2 separate regions of the Homo sapiens genome follow, and region 1 is linked to region 2. A link is an interaction called in ENCODE POLR2A ChIA-PET data of the cell type or tissue named here. Cell type or tissue: PC-9. All regions are shown on one strand.

The links. ChIA-PET counts read pairs that join two places held together with the same protein. Peaks named below come from ENCODE experiments on the same cell type or tissue, not always from the same donor. Only the 100,000 strongest peaks of a DNase experiment are listed, where the experiment ranks them.
Region 1: POLR2A ChIA-PET joins it to region 2 with 9 read pairs; 1 of 35 experiments calls an interaction of 5 or more read pairs at or near these places.

The regions. Positions count from the first base shown.
Region 1 is chr2:182,818,412-182,823,411 of GRCh38, forward strand. No RefSeq gene overlaps it. Among named protein-coding and RNA genes, the nearest start is that of FRZB, 46 kb to the right of the region's middle. RefSeq lists an enhancer at 176-1,056. In PC-9, no CTCF peak of the experiment used is centred here; a DNase peak (open chromatin) is centred at 2,988.
Region 2 is chr2:183,011,900-183,016,899 of GRCh38, forward strand. All of the region lies in intron 2 of NCKAP1 (NCK associated protein 1), which reads right to left. Among named protein-coding and RNA genes, the nearest start is that of NCKAP1, 24 kb to the right of the region's middle. In PC-9, no CTCF peak of the experiment used is centred here; no DNase peak of the experiment used is centred here; H3K27ac peaks cover 1,101 bases.

The DNA of each region.
Region 1 (5,000 bases), 190 kb before region 2:
TCATTTGGAGCCTAGAACAGTTTATAAATTTTTTTAGGGGGAAAGTACATGTCAAAATTGTAAGATATTAGTAACAAGAGAATAACTCTACACAATTTTAAAAGCAAGTAACTTAAGTTTATGTTAACACGGCACATCTAATTGTCAACAAATGCAGCCTGTATTTTATTTTTTTAACTCAGCCTAAATGCTTCCAGTCCTTTCCTTCCACGGTGTCAAATGGAGCTGTTGTGTAGGCAAAGTGTCTTTTGTCCCATCACGTGTGGGAATTTAGTAACCTTTTCACCATGACAATTAGAAATAACAAAGAGGTATCTATTCATTCAGTATAAATTCTTAGCATTAATAGTTGGCCCAGGACTGGTAAAGTTATTAGACTGGTTCATATCTGGTTCATTGTGTTTCTGCCTTGGTAAAATAAGCATTCAGCTAGGGTTCTCATGCTTAAGGCTAGACACCAGTTAATAGGGCAAAAGGTAACAGGGCAATTTAACTTTTAGTTAAGTGTTTTTCCATTAATTGGGCCACACATTCTTACAAGCACAAGTGCACACAGTTTGGTCCTGAGAAGATTTGCAAGCGTTTTGTGTGTCTTTTGTTAGTTCCAATATACAGCTTATCCTTGATTTAGCAGACTACAGTTATACAAGACTTTTCTTAATTGCTTTTCATGCATAGTTGGGAGAAACAGCAGGCAGCCTTTAAGCAGAGGTTTTGTGGCCCAAAATGGTAGCTTCAAGTGCCTCCTTCCCAGTGTTTATTGTTGACAATTCAATTAGCATGCCAAAGCAGCTGTGCGCTGTAGCAGGCAGGGTCAACCAGACTGCACAGAAACTAATTTTACTAACAGAGGGGCAAAATTCGCTGTGCTGCATTTATCTTATGCATTTACTAAAGAGCACGACAGGAGAAAGCTAGCCAGTTCTCCCCAATTTAAATTAATCTTGTGGAAAGTCACACATGTAAGCCATTTTTGTTCCATTAGTGGCTGATGAAAAGCTATTCATTTTCTCACTCTTCAAGCTTTAATAAAAGCCACACTTGGCAACAATGAGATAAATACCTCATATTCATGAGAAGTTTTATTTTAGTGAAAAGTGACTTTTTTTTTTTTTTTGACATGGAGTATCACTCTTGTCACCCAGGCTGGTTGCAGTGGCACAGTCTCGGCTCACTGCAACCTCCACCTCCCGGGTCAAGTAATTCTCCTACCCCAGCCTTCCCAGTAGCTGGGACTACAGGTGTGTGCTACCAGGCCCAGCTAATTTTTTTTTTGTATTTTTTGGTAGAGACAGGGTCTCATCATGTTGGCCAGGCTGGTCTCAAACTCCTGGCCTCAAGCCATCCGCCTGCCTTGGCCTCCCAAAATGCTGGGATTACAAGTGTGAACCCACTGCGCTCGGCCTAAAAGTGTATTTCTTAACCAAAGAAAGCCAAAGAGAATAAGGCTCATATAAGGGTATTTTATGGATAATGCAGTCAACAAAGATAATTTGGAGAACCACAAGCATACTGAATGATTTAGTCTCTCCTGGTAGTTCAAATGTAATTGGTGAGAGACAACGCATGGTGCAGAGACATGTAGGTAAGCTGAAGGGACTCAAGGGCCAGATGGGAGAAGCTCCTTAGGGTCGGATCTGGCTCTGTAGGTGATTCTGGGGCAGCTCTCAAGCAGGTGCTCCATGTTCTGCTGGTGCAGCTGCGCTCTGGAGCCACGTGCCACTGGTTCCTGGGGGTGCATGTTAGAGCTCTGAGGTGACTGCTGGTTCTCCAAGAGTTCAGCCATGAGATTGGCCACAACAGTGTGCGTGACAACCGGACCCTTATGTGTCCCAGCCAGAAGTGGGGAGGGAAGTCACTCCTGATTCCCTGTTCAACACTGTTGACTTCTCAGGTGCTAACATTTAATATATATATATTTTTTGAGACAGGGTCTCTGTCACCTAGGCTGGAGTGGAATGATGCAATCAGTAGTTCACTGTAGCCCTGACCTCCCGGGTTCAAGCCATCCTTGCACCTCAGCCTCCTGAGTAGCTGGGACTACAGTTATGCACCATCATGCCTGTTTTGTTTTGTTTTGTTTTTTTTGTAGAAATGGGATCACACTATGTTGCCCAGGCTGGTCTTGAACCCCTGGCCTCAAGTGATCCTCCCATCTCCACCTCCAAAAATGCTGAGATTACAGGCATGAGCCACCATACCAGGCCTAATGCTTCCTTTTTAATAACTTAGGTTAGACTTTGGACATCATCTTTGACTGATGGCTACAGAAAGTCTGAGTTGGAGGCAGAGATGATAAAGGATGTAACCTCACAAAGAAATAGCATGAGGTGGCTATCTACCTGACCTATTCAATTTTCATACCTAAAATTCTACAAACAAGCAGAATTGGAAAGTTGCCTTATTTTTCTATTGTAGCACTACTGGCAAGGTTTCCTGAATCATTTTATTTTCATCCTTTCATTGTAACCACCTAACAAGTCCATTTTGCCCGCTGCCTAGACAGAGCCAATTTATTAAAACAGGGGAATTGCAGCCAAGTGCGGTGACTCACACCTGTAATCCCAGCACTTTGGGAGGCTGAGGCAGGCAGATCACAAGGTCAAGAGATCAAGACCATACTGGTCAACATGGTGAAACCCCGTCTCTACTAAAAATATAAAAATTAGCTGGGTGTGGTGGCGGGCACCTATAATCCCAGCTACTCAGGAGGCTGAGGCAGGAGAATCACTTGAACCTGGGAGGCAGAGATTGCAGTGAGCTGAAATCGTGCCACTGCACTCCAGTCTGGCGACAGAGTGAGACTCCATCTTAAAAGCAAACAAACAAAATCAAAAAACAAAAAAAAAACAGGGGAATTGCAATAGAGAAAGAGTTTAATTCATGCAGAGCTGGCTGTATGGGAGATGGAAAGTGAGGAGTGCTGATTGGTCAAGTCAGAGATGAAATCATAGGGAGTTGAAGCTGTCCTCTTGTGATGAGTCAATTCCTGGGTGGGGACCATAAGACCAGATGAGCCAGTTTATCCATCTAAGTGGTGTCAGCTGATCCATCGAGTACAGGGTCTCCAAAATATCTCAAGCACTGATTTTAATATTTACAATAGTGATATTATCCTCAGGAGCAATTTGGGGAAGTTTAGAATCTTGCAGCCTCTAGCTGCATGACTCCTAAACCATAATTTCTAATCTTGTGGCTAATTTGTTAGTCCTGCAAAGGCAATCTAGTCCCCAGGCAGAAAGGGGGGTTGTTTTGGGAAACGGCTATTATAATCTTTGTTTCAAAGTTAAATTATAAACTGAATTCCTCCTAAAGTTAGTTCAGCCTAGGCCCTGGAATGAACAAGGACAGCTTGGAGGTTAGAAGAAAAATGGAGCTGGTTAGGTCAGATCTCTTTCACTGTCATAATTTTCTCAGTTATAATTTTTGCAAAGGCAGTTTCATCATCATTCTTGCCCCTTTTCCAACCTTTCTTTAAAATGTTTTTATCTTACCATTAATTTGTACTTCTTTAGGGTTTAACATTCTAGTGCTAAGCAACCCCAAAATTGTTATTTTCACCCCTAAATTTCTTAAGTTGGCTTGCCTGTGGGCTTATATTTTTATTATTTTCTGTAAATTCCTCATCCTACCTTTTTTTCTTTTTTTCTGGATTAGACTTCTAGTCAAATGCTACCAGCCTTCAAAATAAACATTTCAGGAATTTTGTGTATGAGGGGGTACAGGATAGAAGTCCAACACAAAGATGAGATCCCCAAACTTTTAGATGAGCGGCTCTCATAAAGAAAATAGAGAATTGGAAGAAATGAGTTCTGAAATAAGATGGAAACTCATTTATACAAAATCCACTCATGGAAAACTTCACATAGACTTGAATGTTGAGATGACTGGCCTTCTTCACGTTGCAAAGTGACAGATGGCATCTCCTAAGAAGCTTTATAGCCTCATGATCTCCTTCTTAATTCCAAATTATTTAAATACCATATATTCTCTAAAAGCCTTATGAAAACTTTGTTTAATACAACTTTTACTGTGTTTTTATCTACTCATTATGTATACTAATCTGTATATTCCCTGGGAAAAGTAAGAATTTTTTGGAATATCAGCATAACAAATGACTTCTTTCTTATGGGATGTTATCTCTATTCCACAGCTTTTCAAAGTGGTCTCTAATGCTTACACCGTACACACATATGGATTTGTCAGGATCCCATATCCCCAGATCATAGTTAATTATAGCTGACACTTGGAAATTTGGTATACTTGTGAGAAATTAAAACACCAGATTAGCCAAGACTTCTCTTACTTGCTTATTTGCAAAAATATATTTTTAACTCTGGGAAAACATCTCCTAACTGAAACCTCCTAAAGTCAAGGTCTTAATCCACAGGCAACACAATATTTCACATATGCTTTTAAAGTCTGGTGTATTCATCAATTAGAATGATTCAGTGGCGGTCATTTAATTATTTCTCCCAGGCCACTGAGAAATGTAAGCAAACTCAGATAACAAAGTTAAAGTCTGATTTATTAAGGTGGTATACATATTTCACATACCTAACTCATTCCTGCACACTGGAGCGGGATTAAGTGATGCAGAATCATGGCTAAATCCATAATCTTGCTTTTATATCAACTTCAAACAGAGGTCAACACTGACATATTTACACCTATATAAAGCCATATCCATTATATTATTAAATGCCCTCCTAAATATTCCTAATAGAACTTTTTATGATGATTGCAACCCCCTGGAGACACTTCTACCCAGCCTTCAACATATTTTTACTAAGATCCTGTAGTTCCACATGAAAATAACTTTTCAATTTAGCATTTCTACTTAATCCAATTTAAAGGCTTTGTCCTGTCTCATTTAACTTACGGAATGAGAGACCAGTAATAGGAACAGAAATAGGAACTTTATATAGTTTTAAAATATGTTATATTTACCAAATACATGTGGGTGACTCTCAAATGTTTACATATAGCTCTCCCCTAAG
Region 2 (5,000 bases):
TATTACCAGGCATTGTGGGAGAAGCTGAGAAAAACTATGAATAATGTACTGACCCTGCCCTAAACAAGCTCATTGTCTAGTGAGGGATGTGTATATACGTGTACAGGGAACTCCCAATTGTTTTTTCTTTTTGGTTTGGTTGGCTTTTTTGTTCTTTTTAAGGTAAATATCCAGTTTTTGAAGCTGATTAACTTCTAGGTGCAAGGTTTAAAGATGGTGAAAAACTACTATGATCAATTCCCATATTCCCTTCAAGACAAAGGTTTTCACCAACTGGCAATAACATGAAAAGGGTAACAATAAAAACAAAATCTACACATTAGTGTGATAAAGACCACAATAAGAAAGGTCAGAACTTCTAAGAGTGGTGAAAATGCTGAGCAAAACAGGGAAGTCAAAGGAGAGGCTGCTCTGAGTAGGTACCCATGAATGATTTTTGGTACATGAATACATACTGACAGAGGGCATGACAGCTGATGTTAAGTTTTCTCAAGCCTGTAAACAGGAATAAAGCTGATGTTTAAATTATCCTGGCTTCTGTCTGGCCTTTTTGGACATCTGTTGTTCTTGGGAGATTTGGAGACAAAGTGAGGTGGCATCACTGGGAGAATAATTCCCACTTAAAATCTGTAATACTCTGCCTCCACAAATTCTTTCAACACAGAGGGACCTCCTATCCATTCACTCTACCATCTTTTTACTGTCACTCATCCCCTTACGCCTTTTTTTTTTTTTTTTTAGACAGAGTCTCACTCTGTCCCAGAGTGTAGTGGCATGATCTCGGCTTACTGCAGCCTCCGCCTCCCAGGTTCAAGTGATTCTTGTGCCTCAGCCTCCCCAAGTAGCTGGGAAAACATGCGCACGCCACCACACCTGGCTATTTTTTTTTTTTTTTTGTATTCTTTAGTAGAGACAGGGTTTCACCATGTTGGTCAGGCTGGTCTCGAACTCCTGACCTCAAGTGATCCACTCACCTCAGTCTCCCAAAGTGCTATTACAGGCATGAGCCACTGTGCCCAGGCCCCCTACTTTCTTATCCATCTTAACTTTAAATGGCCCATCATTATAATTACTGCCTTGCCCTTCCCTCCCTCTTTCATAACTGTCTGATAAAACCTACAGTAGCAGAAAAGCATATACTTTGCTGACTCTGATCTCAACCTGATTTCATGATCATTGACCACAACTGAGTAGCAATACTACTCAAACTTTTCTGTCAATTCATTTTCCTACTGTCCTAGATGATTATTCCATTCCTTTCTCTCTCTCTCAAATCCCTCAATAATCTTCTTCAACTTGACAGTCAGCTTAAACCTAACCTGAGATCTACATTCATATAAACAATTGGCTATTTGATATCTCCACTCAGATTTCCAGTAAGCCTCTCAAACTTAACACGTCTAATATTGAGCTACTGAGTACTTCCCCCACTGCATTCACTGTACTACTCCCACTGCACTACCCCAAACCTATTTCTCCTGTTCTCTCACCCCATTATATCTTGACATGAGTTCAGGCCAAAAACCTTAAAGTCTTATTTCTCACTGTCCATACACCCAACACCCAATTCATCAGCAAATACTATAGGTTCTGTCTTCAAAAATATATCCAGAATCTGAACATTTCTCACCTCAACCACCCTAGTCCAAGCCACCATCAGCTCTCATCTCAATGATGGCAAATTTCCTAACTATTCTCCCTATTTTCACCTTTGCTCTCCTGCAGACTATTCTCTACCGAGTAGCCATAGTGATCACAGTCATATCACTTCATTCCCCTACTACTCCCCTCCTATGGCATCTCAACACACTCAGGGTAATTAGCTAAGGTCCTCACTATGGTCCAGAAAGCCCTATATGATCTGCCTATTCATTACAACCACTGGCACTTCATGTCCTACCACCGTCCCCTTCAATCATCTACTCTGCTCATAATGCCCTCCTTGTTCCTGAACATGCCAGGCATGCACCCACCTGAGCCTTTGGAGCTGCGGTTCCTTCAGCACAGAATGCTCCTCCCCTAGCTAAACTCACTCCCTCATATCTTCAAATCTCTGCCCTAATGCTTTCTTCTCAGTAAGGCCTTTCCTGGTCACCCTAAGTAAATTACATCTGCCAGGCATTAGTCTTATGCTTTTACCCTGCTTTGTTCTTCCTAGAACTCTTTACCTGGTATTATATTCTTATTTGTTCATTATTTATTTCTGTTCAACATAATATAAGCTCTGTAAGAACAGAGACTTCTGTTTGTTCACTGCTGGAATCCTCTCTTCCAGAACAGAACTTGGCTCATAGAAGGCGCTCAATAAAGGATTTAAATAAATAAATGAATAATCAGTGGAGAATGTGATGGAAACATACATATGCAGAACTTAAACTAATTTGGAAAGGTCAGGGAAAGCTTCTCTGAATGGTGGCATTTAAGCACAGACCTGAAAGACAAGCTAGCCTAGTGAAAGAACATGGGAAAGAGAGACTATTCCAGATAGTAAAAAAAAGTCGAGGCAAAAGAAACATGGCCATTTGTTCAATGAAAGTATAAACATACTTTCCCCAAATACAACACTCCTTTAAAAAAATAAAGCAAGCAAATATATTTTCCTTAGGTTCTACATTCTATCCTACACTAGACAATGGGAACTAACATAGTATACTAGCCTGCATACTCTTGGCCAGGGACCATTAATGTACCTATTTAAAATATTCTTGGCCAAGATGAGTACTACGAAGAATAAAAGAAAGTAAGTACTCTGCAACATGTGTTATTTATTCCATTGTAGCTTTTACTGTGTTATTTTCAATCTTGGCAATTAACTTTAGATCTGACAAAAGGTAGTACTGAACCTGCCATGAAGAAACAATGAGAAGATAACATGCTAAAGGTACTTAAAAGGTACAAGGTTAAAAGTGGCTAAAGGCCCCAAAGAAATGACCAAGGAAACCAAAGTTAAAGGTCAATAGGTGATTAGGTAGTGATAATGTCCTCTGCTACTATGAAGGGCATCAAAATCACCACTGCAGCCAAATGGACCAACAACTGTTTGAAAGCTGAAAAACTATCACTTACAGGCAAGACATAACTTCAGGAAATTTGAAGAGTATGGAAAAATGACTACAGATGCCAGAAATGTATATACTTGAAGGCTATGCTATGGAACCCCAGTGTAATGCTCATTGGCAGCCTCATTTCCAGGAAAGCAGAAAGTCTCTTTGAGTTGAAGAGGTTATGAATATAGTTTAGTATGACAAAAATATATAGCACATAAGATGCACAAAATAATATTCTGAAACCACAGGTAATTATATAAAAAGGATAAGAAAGGAGATGTTTTAAAATAGATGTGTTTTGGGATCATAAGAACCACCCTTGAGAATATGAAAAAAAGCTTAATAATTCATTCACACACAAATTCTATATGCAACTTTAGGGGATTCTCAAACTCATGAAAATTCAGTGGAAAAGCGCAGGTAAAATCATCACACTGAAGACAAAGCTATAACCCATAATGAAAGCTACACAGCAGGCTTTTACAAATTATCTAGATTGATGTTAGAAGACAGAAGGTTAGAGGAAAGTAGGCTCCAGGAAAAAAAAAAAATTATAAAAAGGTGACATGATTATAAGGCCAAATAAATTTAAAGAAAGTAAAAAGGCTTATAACTATAATTTCAGAAAGTCATGGTATAACTATGAAACTGTAAAATAATTTTAAGTAAATGACAGAATTTAGGAAGAGAGATTCCTTTTCTCTTTAAGGCTAAATATATTATTCATCTTACAGCCCAAAGTGTGACAATGGAATAAAGAAATCCAAACCAAGCACTTAGGCCTTTATTAATATTTAATTTTTTTCAACCAACATATAATAAATATAGTATCAGAACACTGTATAATTACAGAACCAAAAAAAAAAGCATTAACAATTTTGACAACATGAGAAGAAAAGGACAAATGGATAAATAACCAAGGGTGAGGATATAAAAAAAAAAAACTATATTAAAGTTAAAAAAGGAAGTAATCAATGATCCAAAAATACTAACAAAAAACACTGGGAAAAAGGCTTGAGAGGGGAAGTAAGGGGAAGTAAATTGAGCAAGCTAAATCCTCATCTTTTGTTGCATAGGAGAGACACTGTCTAAAGTTGGTAACTGAAGTTATAAGGGAATAAGCATATTTGTTATAGTTCTAGCAGTAACCTGTAGAAATTCTAAAAATAGAAGTTCCCTCTGAGGAATATGACTAGGGTGGGAAAAAGTAAACTAGGAGATATTCACTTTTCATCCTAAATTCTTCTGGACTATTCATTATCATGTATTCATGTTCTTTGGGCAAAAATAAAAAACAAAAAATTTAAATCACTTTAGGTAGGTCACCAGTGCTGATGCAATTCCCTGCCACTATTTGACCTATTTCAATTACTTTCCAAATATATCAAAGCAAGGCTTACTTGCATCTCCTGAGGAGTTCTTTTATTTATTGTTTGTTCAAGATAGAATTAAAGACTTTTACATGTCTAAGAGTCATTAACAACTCAATACTGATGATATCTTTTTAAAAGAACATTGACATTTCAGTTAATTCTCATTGTATCAAAATTCCTTAAATCCTGGCAATGTTTAATTGGTCGGGACCAAATATTCCTTTGAGTTTCCATTAGGGCATATATATTTATTCATGATGCTGTTACAACTCCCAGCATGCTGTTACAACTCCCAGTTACATTATTTTACAGTAAGGTGATTCCTTCTAAACCAAACTCTTATTTGTTGGCCTACTACATGCCAGTCAAGAGGGATTCAAAGATGAGTGCGTGGTCCAGGAAGATGCAGATGTGGGGTACCACAGAGAAAGTGATTGTTTTTTGTTTTGTTCTGCTTCCCCTGGTGGAGGTTGGAGGGAGGGAGGAAGGGAGGGCGAAAGTAGGAGAGATTGGATGGCATACAAATCAATGTTTGGATTAACATGGCATTTGTCCCGGCAGGAAATGTAGACCTGAAGGG